3 separate regions of the Homo sapiens genome follow, and all the other regions are linked to region 3. Evidence: chromatin contacts called from ENCODE Hi-C or POLR2A ChIA-PET data. All regions are on one chromosome and are shown on one strand. The core of a region is the stretch at or near the end of the contact, and the rest is flanking DNA. Distances in the headings are between cores, read along the strand shown. Region 1 has its middle 140 kb from the start of SLC24A3. Region 2 holds the start of RBBP9 (RB binding protein 9, serine hydrolase). Region 3 holds the start of LINC00652 (long intergenic non-protein coding RNA 652).

Region 1 (3,600 bases), core at 175-2,674, 280 kb after region 3:
ATGCTAATTGTGACAGCGTGAGACCTCTGTCAAATTACTGTGGTGCCTGTGCTCTGGGGAACATTGCCTTTTGAGCTGTAAAATGTCTTCTTTTACAGTAATGAACATCTTTTAGCAGCATAAGAATGCACCAGGGGGTTCCCAAGAAAATGGAATAGGTGGTTTCTCATGGGTAGGTTGCCCTACCCTCAACTTGATCTAATTATAAAATGATTGGATTTTCCTTAGATAATGGAGATGATGAGGAAAATCTACTTCATATTATGAGCCAGAGCTTCAGACTGTGGCAGTTTGTTCGTCCTTGGGCAATTGTGGTTGAGTAGCTAATTGAACAGCTTTGGGCTTTGAGAAATAGCCATACGCCTTTATCTCCTTCTCAATTTTCTCATCCTTTTATGTTTATTAACCTCTAAGCATGGTTGTTCCATCATGAATAAGAAAATTCTGAATCTTTGTTTTCCTTCTCCAGAAGGGATTTCTATCTGCAGTGGAGTGAGCCCAAGTTTACCACCAGGGACTAACTGGCAGAGATTCCTGGAGCACCTGCATGATGTGGGGGGCTTGTTGGCATTTGAGTCAGGAGGAAGTGGAGATCTGAGGCTTCTCAGAGTGAGCTTCAAAGAGTCAGAGAAAAGGTTAAAAGTCCTGTAGTCTTATTTATGTGAGACCTCACAACTAAGGTGACCCTTTAAACTTCCCATGGAATTACTGGCATGAACAACTTGCTACATTACTTTGGAATTATATCCTAGATATTTTAGAAAAATGTCCAAGCAATGCACGACATTGAAAACTGCTTATTTCCAACCATTCGTTGCTCAGTCACCAAGTGCTGGCCATTGCCTAGATCCTGGGAGAAGCGGAATGTTTGTTGGTTAAGAGCGTGGAGTTAGACTACTTGGTTGTGGTCTGTGTAGGGTGCAGGGCAATGGGAATATTTGAGAAAAACCTTAAGTTTATTTCTACAGTCAGAAATGTGTTCCTCCATTGGAAATCACTTCATATTTTTAGAGGAAGTGAGAGAGATGTGGAAAGTGTAGATAGAAAATTTTAGTATGATTGATTGCTAAAAAAAATTCCCCCGGAAAGCTATTTCAAGTAGAAAATGGTGTTATGTGGTCAGGTTGGGGCAAGAAAAAAATGAAATACACCAAGATTCTGAAGAGAGCAGAACATGAAAGATGAGCCATGATTCTTTGTAGCAATATCACGTGCTGGAAGCGTCCTGTTGTGGTCACTTTGTCCTTTGTGTTAACTCCACATCCCCCTGCACTTCCTGTCCCCTCCCACAGTTGCCCAACTCGGAAGCCCTCAGACAGGTCTCCGTGTCTGTCAGCAGCTCTGCCCTCAGGGCTGAGTGGCACCTTGCAGCACTGGCTGGATCCTGAGCAGTTCCTTCCTGTCAGCTGTTGGCAAATGCTGCCTTTTGAGCAGGACTCACCTTCCTGCAGCGTGGGAACTGGGGGTGGTGTCACCAACTGTTGGACTGTGACAACTGGCATGGCTAAGAGTATAGAAAGTATCTCCTACCCTGTCCTGCTCTGCCCTTCAAGCCCGGGCACTTCTTCCATTCTCCATTGTCCAAGGTCAAAGGAAGGGCTGGTTGACTCTCAGCAGTGGGATTCCCTGCCTGCCTGGGTACCCTCCCCAGCCCAGCTTCCTTCTAGGAGGTTGGAAACAGGCCCCGGCGAGCCTGGTGCCATGTCTTCATGGGAGTTGCTTACGTGGTACACCAAGCCCAGGTATAAGAGAGGGACCAGAAATGTCAACTGTTTTCTCGGTCCAGGATTTCTCCTTTGCAATGCCTGGAAGGATTTTTTTATTTTATTCTTTACTCTTTCTATTGAGACGTAACATGCATAAAATGCCTAAAATGCACTTAGGAGTGTACGGTCCTTCTACACCTGTATAAATAGCACCCAGATCAAGATTTGGAATCCTACTAGTATTCCAGAAGGTTCCTTATTTTCCTCTTTCAGTCAATAACTCCGCAGGCAACTACCATTCTGACCTCTATTTTCATCAGTTAGTTTTTCCTGTTTTTGTCATCGTATGAATGGAATCATGCCATATATACCCTTTTGTGTCTGGCTTCTGTGCTACTATGAACACTCTTGTATATCCTTTTGTATAGCATGGACTCTTTCTCTTGGGTGCATGCTAAGAGTAGAATCACTGGGCTATAGGTCCGAATGATGTATTTTGATTATGTTAACTTAAGCATGTGCGAGTTGGCACAACAAATAACACAGCTATAAATAAAAGTAGCTATGAATAAATTATAAGTGAGTGCCCCAGCTTTCAATCAACCACACTACCAAATGGAAGCATATTCATGTCATGTCAGGGAAAGGTGATGGCTACTGATTGCCTGGCTTTGAATCTTTGCTCTGCCACTTCCCTGCTCTGCCACTGGGAAAGGCCACGTCAGCCCACTATGCCTGAGTTTCCTCATCTGTAAAATGCTGATACTATGGCAGTACCTATTTCCTAGCAGCAGGAGTGCCTATTTGACACCCAGAGATTATTTCAACACGTCCTCCTCTATAGAACAAAATGATTCAATACTAACTGCATAGTAATACAAAAAATAACAAATTTCTTTATGTGTTCATTAGTTATGAAGAATTTTTTTTTTGAGATGGAGTCTCTTTCTGTCACCCAGGCTGGAGTGCAGTGGTGCTATCTCGGCTCACTGCAAGCTCCGCCTCCCGGGTTCAAGCCATTCTCCTGCCTCAGCCTCCCAAGTAGCTGGGACTACAGGTGCCCGCCACCACACACGGCTAATTTTTTGTACTTTTAGTAGAGATGGGGCTTCACCATGTTAGCCAGGATGGTCTTGATCTCCTGACCTTGTGATCTGCCTGCCTTGGCCTCCCAAGTGCTGGGATTACAGGTGTGAGCCACTGCGCCCGGCCAAAAAGAATTAAAATGCAATTTTAATAGTATTATTCAAGTTTGGTGAAACACTTTATGTATGAATTAAAATTTTCACTTATTAAGCAAAATCAGTATGCCTTGTCCTTTGCATTCAGTTTTGCTGTTTTAAATCTTAAACACAAAAGCTCCAAGTGGTCACATGGGATTGGAGTGACTCAAATTTTGTCTTGGTCTTCACAATCACTGTGCTATCCATATATATTTAAAATCTTTTGTTTATGTGCAGGCATTGGAGACACACACTGAGCTCCAAGGCCCAAGCACGAGGAAGGATTCTGAATAATTATGACCTTACTCCTGGAGTGAACCTGTCTTGCTGATTCTGCATGTGTCCGAGGCCAACTCTGTTATTGGGAATTCTCCAAATTAACTTCCATGTAGAATATAATGTTTATTAATGGGAAAGTAAAGAAAACATACCAATTTAAAGCTTACTTGTGTATAAAATGAAGTGGTAACTACAGTAATTATTTTTAACATAGTCCAACGTTTGGTAAGGAGTATTTTATCACTGATGTTGTTTGAAATTTCTGGTTCCTGGTAATAATTTAAGAAGGAGATGAACTTCTCATTGGTTTTCTTACTGACAAGGCATCTGTTGACTTTCTGCACTCTAGGTGGAGTGTTCCACTTCCCTCTTCCTGCCACTCTGCTGCTCCC
Region 2 (3,474 bases), core at 583-3,082, 300 kb before region 3:
GCTCGTTAAGAGTCATCACCACTCCCTAATCTCAAGTACCCAGGGACGCAAACACTGCGGAAGGCCGCAGGGTCCTCTGCCTAGGAAAACCAGAGACCGTTGTTCACTTGTTTATCTGCTGACCTTCCCTCCACTATTGTCCTGTGACCCTGCCAAATCCCCCTCTGCGAGAAACACCCAAGAATGATCAATAAATAAATAAATAAATAAATAAATAAATAAATAAATAAAAATGACAAATTCACAGAATTGAAAAAAAAAAAAAAAAAAGAATTTTCTATGGCTTTTGGTTCACACCCTCCTCCCCAAGCTGCTTGCCTTATTCTTTCTTAGGTATATAGGCATCTTTGGTTCCTCCACTATGATATTCTTGTTCTCTACCACAAAAATGGTAATATCAAAACCCAACAAGATGAGGCTATTTAAAAACAAGTTTAAAACTTACTTGGGTCGGGCATGTTTTTAGCCAAACACTGGAAACCAGGTATCTATGATATGAGGGGGGAGAAAAAGCTATAATAAAGAGCTTAATTACAACTAATACTTTGCTAATAAGAAATGAGGCACCTGATATGATCGTTACCAATTCAGTATTAACTTGTGTTATGAAATGAAGTAGGTTAAGTGACCATCTTTTCGCATGAACTCCATCTGTAGTTCTGTATCTAGGCAGCTCTGCTGATCTCTATAGAGAGACCTATATCTGCATTTGTACACCCATATTTGCCTCTACAGGCCTGCATCTATAGAGAGGCATGAACAAATGTGTTCTAGACAGACTGACCTGGAGCCAAATAGACTGTGTTCCAGGGAGTAGGTAAAACGTGGCACAGGAACGTGATACAGAAATTTGGAGACAGCATACTCTCAGAAGCTCCAGCCCTGACCTTTGGGGTTGTAACTCTGACCAGGGTTTTCAGCCACAGCGCTGCAATCTATTCTGGAGACCCGCTCTAGAGGACAGCAACCCAGGGAGCCGACTTACCGCCTGGTTACAGAAGAGGGTTAAAAAATAAAAATCAAACGGCACAGGTCAGCCTACAGTAAGATGCCACTTTTATAAAGCTCACCAAGAAGCCAAATAGAACAGTCTGTTGTTTAAAAGGTATATTCATAGGTTGAAAAGTACTTCAATTTTAAAAAGAGAAGCAGATGAAAAAATTCAGGATGGCACGGGACTGAGATGGGTAGACATAAGGGTCGTTTGGAAGATGATGTATAGGCAATGTCCCAGGTTTTAGTTTGGTAATTCATTACATTATGCCTCATAATGTAGACGCATGTTACGTATATCCTTTGTATATATTAAGTATAGCATATTTAATTTTTTAAAAGCTGAAGCGGGAAGCAGTGAACATGTAAAATTATCTGGGAAGTCCCAAATCTGAACCAGCAGCAGATACGGGGGGCGGGGCTCAGGGGCTCAGCCTCGGTAGTTCAAAGGGGTTCCTTTAACTCTAAAGGCTGAGCCCTCAGAGAAGTCTTCCAGGCAGTTTTACCAGTCAAAATTCGACCACTAGCTCAGACTTTAAGAGAAGGCAGCGGGGGAGAGGCAGGAAAACACACAGGGCTTTGCTAGAGGGGATTAGACGCCTATTCAAACTTCAGCCCTCAGTCCTCTCCCGCCGTCCCTCCCTCCAGGCTGACTTCACGGAGCAGCGGCGTTGGGCGCTTACCTTCTCCAGCTCCTTTTTCACCCAGCCATACCAGCCGTGGGTGGTCACATCCCCGCCTCCGTTCCCGGGAACAATCACTGCCTTGCTAGGAGAAGCCATGAGTGCAGCGAGGCCAGAGTTCCCCAGCGCGGGTCCAGCGGAGCTGAGCCCAGCCTGCTCCCGCAGGGAGCCTGCGCCGCGGCATCCTGGGAGTTGTAGTTGCGGGGACCTGGGAGGCCGGGCTCTTTCCTCCTTGGCCTGCCTTCCGCTGGCTGCGTGGGGCAGCCAAGAACAAAGCCTGCGAGCTTCCATCAATTGTAAAGCAAAGCACCCTTTACTTGCCTCTTACTAGTGCTCTCATGTTTTTCCCTTATTTAAGACAGGCTATGACACGGTTGGGGTGTGTTATTTCTTTGCTAGATTTACTGATATTTCTATAGGAAAGTTTGTTTTTGGTTTCAAACATGCAGAAAACCCATTTATAACCTGGGAACGCCTGAAATCCATATTATTTTTCCTTCTGAGTTTAAAACAGTTTTTAGTAGTCAGTATCAGCCCTGGTTGTTGTTTTTCATTGCTTTGAATGAAATTTCCTTGCATAAAGCTACTAACCCAAGTAAAACAAGCAAAAATTTAATTAAATACCAAGAAAATACTTCGTCAGATTTTCATATTAAACCAGCTGATACTGAAATTGTTTAAAATAGTTTATAACCAATGCTTAGTCCCATATTCCTGGGAAGACAAACAAAGCTTCATGTACATTTGGTCACCGGGTGGGCCATTTAAACATTTTGTAAGGGGATTTCATTCAATTGTTATTTGAATTCCAATTTGTCATTCTGGTTGTATAAAAGCTTTCCCATGCAAGAGGGCTGATGTTATAACAGTAGATTATTATGCTACAGTGTATTTTCCCCCGGTAAAGAAAGCTTTTTATGGTTTGAATTTTCTGGAAACATTGGAGAAGACTGTCCTTGTCATCCACACTACAACAAAACTTCAGGACCTTGGGCTTTGGGTTCATGGTCTCGCAAATGAGAACGGTCCCTCCACACTTTTGGAACAGTGCACCCATTGGAACTTTTGAGGTAAAGCTACCCTGGGAAATTTCTCCCAAGAAGAAAATGGCATCCTTGATGTGAACAGCTTTTCCCAAGTTCACAGATTAAGACTTCTACTACCATGAAACTCTTATCTTTCAATATTTTTTGTCTTCCTTATGCCTCTACAAACAATAGAAGTGGAAAAGGGGTCTGTTATGTGCACTTATGGGGTATACTTTTATTTGTGAAGGAGTTTGCAGCCAGCCTTATACATGGATAAACTTAGACTTTGATAGATAAAAGATGAAGGCCCGAAGTAGGTAAGAAACTTTAATGGTACATGCATTGCTTCATAATCAGTCAAAAACAAAACATTGGTTCACTCCTCTAACCCACATCATGGGTTAAAGAAAACATTGCCAGTAGGCCTTCACTCTTCTAGAAAGGCATCATTTGTTAGGTCCTTTTACCATGGTTTGAAGTAAAAGAAGCAATGATTAGAAATGTATCCCTCATTGGCTGGGCGCGGTGGCTTACACCTGTAATCCCAGCACTTTAGGAGTCCGAGGCAGGCAGATCACCTGAGGTCAGGAGTTCAAGATCAGCCTGGCCAACATGGCAAAACCCCATCTCTACTAAAAATACAAAAATTAGCTAGGCGTGGTGGCAGGTGCCTGTAATCGCAGCTACTCAGGAAGCTGAGGCAAGAGAATTGCTTGAACCCGGAAGGCAGAGGTTGCAGTGAACCAAGACTGTGCCACTGCACTCCAACC
Region 3 (3,702 bases), core at 834-3,333:
ACGGAGTCTCGCTCTGTCGCCCAGGCTGGAGTGCAGTGGCCTGATCTCAGCTCACTGCAAGCTCCGCCTCCCAGGTTCACGCCATTCTCCTGCCTCAGCCTCCCAAGTAGCTGGGACCACAGGTGCCCGCCACCGTGCCCAGCTAATTTTTTGTATTTTTTCTTTTTTTTTAGTAGAGACGGGGTTTCACCGTGTTAGCCAGGATGGTCTCGTTCTCCTGACCTCCTGATCCGCCCACCTTGGCCTTCCAAAGTGCTGGGATTACAGGCATGAGCCACTGTGCCCGGCCACTTTTCTCTCTTTTTTTGTATCCTTTTCCCATGACTTCTTTACTATCTCTTCCCCAATCAGTATTTCGGTATCTATCTATGACTATCTATCTATGACATCCATCTGTCTATGACTCAGACCTGGGCTGAACTATATACTCGCCACATAGATTCTGCAATTAATATTCTGCTGTATTTGTTTTATGTATATGTCTACCTACGCTTGTATACATCCATCAATCCATCTTATTTTTTGATGCTTTTCAAATAAGTGGCAGACATCAGTGCTCTTCACCCCTATGGTGAATTTTGACAAATGCATACACTCATTATCCCTGAAGGTGTCCTTAGGCCCCTTTCCAGTTAAGTCTACCCCCAACTCCCAAGGTGAACTCTATTCTGATTTTTTTCCCACCATAGATTAGTTTTGCCTGTTTTAGAACTTCATATAAATGAAATTGTACATGGTGTAATCTTTTGTGTCCAGCTTCTTTCATTAGCAAAATATTTTCAAGTACCTGTGTTGTTATAAGGGTCCTCATTTTAAAACGAATAATTTGACAAGATCTTTGCAAACTGATCTTTACTTTAAAATTTTGGACTTCTCTGATGTGTATGTAAATACAGTAACCACCTTTAAATTAAATAGCCTAAATACAGTAACCACTTGAACTAAGCCTCTGAAACAGACATCTCTCCCATGTGTCTGTCAGACCTTGTCTTTCTGTTTTCATGCTCCCCACATCCCCCTACCTTGTTTAGCATTGATAAACATTTCAAAACTGCAGAGGGAATTTATCATATTTGTCTCAAGGGCACAGCGCTTTTGATTTACTGTGTTCAGTAAGATGCAGGGGGCTAACCAACCTCTTAGGATTAACTGCATTTGACTTACCTTCAAAAGGTCATCAGCAGTACATCCTTAGTAGGCCTCACAATAGTGTGTCCACAATACGGGTTAGTGGGAGTGATTGAAAGGCTTGGAGAGTTGTCCTTCTGGGTTTGCTCTGGTTGGGCGATCAGAGTCCATAGCACTGGGTGGGAAAACATGAAAGAAAATAAGTGAAAGTGACATGTTCCTCCAGAATAGCTAAAGGTCAGCGCTCACCCCATTCAACCACTGTATTCCCTAGACTTAGCATGAGGCGGTTTCTAAAAATCAAAGCCACACTTAGCGTGGTAATGTGGCTTTGTACCATGTCAACCTAGCTAAGCGGGAACTACGTTTCCCAGAATTCCTTGCCTGTAGGTTTCCGGGGTTAGCACACGCCACGTGACCTGATGCGGGCTTCGTGAGGCGGAAGTGACGCAGTGTTGTCGTCTCGTAGGCTTGAAAGGTAGGTGCCCGACATTAGGGACTGTCGCAGCCCGGGGAATTGTCCCCATCTGCTGGCTTACCTTGTGGGCGTGGATCCCCTCTAACTTTCCTAATTCCCGGGCGGCCCGCGGGCCTGCGGCAGATTCAGCTCTCAGGACTCCACTTTCAGTTTCTTCCACTTCTGGGGCAGGCTGCTTGTCCTGCCACTCTCAGGCCCCCCACCAGACACGGCAGCAACAGCTGTTCCTAAGTGTTCAACTCGCTCCTTCCCGCAAATGTAGAAGCTCAAATCCCTATAGCAAATTCCATATTCTATGTCATTCTTAATGCTTCCGTCTCTCTGGTTGAATCTAGATTGGATACAATCAGTGATGCACATTTACCAGACAGAGGATGTGCAGCGTTTACTGTTGATTTCTCTCTTTTCCTCCCTATCACCTCAGTTTAGTTCCAGGATCCACACTCCTCCACCATAGTCAGGAGATTCAGGGAAAGTTGGCAGGGTTCAGCTTTCAAGTTGACCCTTGATGAACCATGGTCAATCCTGTTAAGAGGCGTGAAAGCCAATCCCAGCCAATGAGACTGGGGAGAAATCACTGAAGAACTTGTGGAAAACAGACCCTCTGGATAAAAGACACGTGTGGGGAAAAAGGGGCTTTTTAATGTTATTCTGGATGTTTCCCAAAAGTACTGCTGCTGCCTTGCCTCCCTGACAGACACTGGCCTTAGGATGACATGCGGCAGGAAGGAAGGACGGATCTGGGGTTTTTCAAGACTCACTGAGATGCACAAGGAACCAACCCTCAAGTAGCCAACTCGTTCCTGTTTGCATGTGTCGACTGAAAAGAATCAAAATAAACAAAATATAACTATTTCTAAGAGGTTACAACTTGCAGGCAGGAAGCAGGCCTCTACCTGAGGCCATAAAGCATACTTTGAAGGAGAAAAGGTAGGTATTTATGCTAGGTGGAGAGGTAGGATATACGTATTCTGTAGCATACAGGAGAAGCCTATGAAAATTCATGGAGGAAACTCGTTAGAGACACGCACTGGGCTTACATATGAAGAATATCCAAAAGCGGATGACCTGTGTTCACTCTGGGGTGAAGATTTAACATTTAAATGTATTATAATTAGGCTGTAAATGCAAAAAGGTGAAACATAGGGCACAAGTTCACGATCTGTGCAATCTCCAGAGACCAGTCTGATCTAGCCTGCAGCTGGCAGTCATCTGTCAAGAAGGGGCTCTTTGTAGCCCAGAGTAGCTGTCAGGTTGGAACCATAAAACCAAAAGGAGGGCATCGGCGGTTAGGTGAAGAAAAGAAGTCTTTTGGCCTTTTTTCCTCTTCAAGTCAGCTTTTGATAAGATCTAGTAATAATAAGGGGATGGGTGTGGCTGCAGGTGGGACATGTCGGTTCTCTGTCCTGTCACAGCTAAGAACTAAGAACTTTAGAGTCTTTCAGCCATAGAGGGTCCTGTCATCCATTGAAGGGATCAGTCCATTGGGATTTTGCCAGTTTTAGCATTGATGCTGTGTCCTGGGAAACCCCTGAATACTTATCATAGCAGAAGTTCAGCCACTGTAGCCCTACCTCAGGACCGCTTTTATGGGAAAGAATAATTCCTTTAACTGCTTGAGCCATTTGAGTTGTGGCTGCTTTTGGTACTTGTAATAAATTGAAAGCATCTTGAATGTTCTGGGACAGTAAAAGAATGTGCCTTTGTTTCTGACAGCAATTATAAAATCAATTATATGTTTATATTCTAAAAAATGTTTTGAGTAATGCTGACATCATTGGAAAAGTGCATCACTTAGAAAATGTATCTGTGTGTCAATTTTGTTTGTTCAAAATCAGTTTCATTAATTTGTGGGAAGATACACCTTGTACATTTTACCTAATTAAAAAAAATATTGCCAGTTGAGTATACTTGTGATATATTCAAAGATAAATAAACTTTTTCAATTTTAGATATTCATATGTCTTTGGGCCTTTGTTTAGTTTTGTCCTAAAATAGGAATGCTTTTATATGGGCCAGATTCCTGCAGTGATGATATCTGGGAAGGAAGGGAGGGCATGATCTTTGTTCTATGTGTTTAAAAGTCTCAAATGAGT

Evidence for each region. Hi-C counts contacts between places; a loop is a spot of excess contacts on that map. ChIA-PET counts read pairs that join two places held with the same protein, here RNA polymerase II (POLR2A). Pooled maps may share reads with other maps.
Region 1: a loop to region 3 is called in a map of GM12878, with 2.3 times the contacts of the local background. The contact joins the enhancer-like site here to the promoter of LINC00652 in region 3. A Hi-C loop is called at or near these places in 1 of 168 maps with a recorded cell type or tissue (GM12878), 11 of 37 single-sample maps with no recorded cell type and 7 of 50 pooled maps. POLR2A ChIA-PET finds 5 or more read pairs at or near these places in 1 of 52 experiments (GM12878).
Region 2: a map of B cell shows a loop between it and region 3 (26-fold over the local background). The contact joins the promoter of RBBP9 here to the promoter of LINC00652 in region 3. A Hi-C loop is called at or near these places in 13 of 168 maps with a recorded cell type or tissue (B cell, CD4-positive, alpha-beta T cell, CD4-positive, alpha-beta memory T cell and 7 more), 7 of 37 single-sample maps with no recorded cell type and 27 of 50 pooled maps. POLR2A ChIA-PET finds 5 or more read pairs at or near these places in 12 of 52 experiments (CD4-positive, alpha-beta T cell, CD4-positive, alpha-beta memory T cell, CD8-positive, alpha-beta T cell and 8 more).

The regions. Positions count from the first base shown.
Region 1 is chr20:19,073,972-19,077,571 of GRCh38, forward strand. No RefSeq gene overlaps it. Among named protein-coding and RNA genes, the nearest start is that of SLC24A3, 140 kb to the right of the region's middle. Within about 2 kb of position 1,425, at least 4 of the 41 ENCODE cell types and tissues checked have a DNase peak (open chromatin) inside an H3K27ac peak, as active enhancers do; they include GM12878, where a contact is called at or near this core.
Region 2 is chr20:18,495,393-18,498,866 of GRCh38, forward strand. RBBP9 (RB binding protein 9, serine hydrolase) reads right to left here and starts at 1,833. Exons shown (of 5, transcript NM_006606.3): 1 at 1,677-1,833; 2 at 446-488. The coding sequence starts at 1,775. RefSeq lists enhancers at 1,386-1,435, 1,606-1,765, 1,618-2,182, 1,786-1,835, 1,936-1,995.
Region 3 is chr20:18,792,501-18,796,202 of GRCh38, forward strand. It overlaps LINC00652 (long intergenic non-protein coding RNA 652), which reads right to left and starts at 2,084. Exons shown (of 4, transcript NR_026883.1): 1 at 1,668-2,084; 2 at 1,165-1,303. It overlaps LCDR (lysosome cell death regulator), which reads left to right and starts at 1,549. Exons shown (of 1, transcript NR_026885.1): 1 at 1,549-3,565. RefSeq lists an enhancer at 1,225-1,764.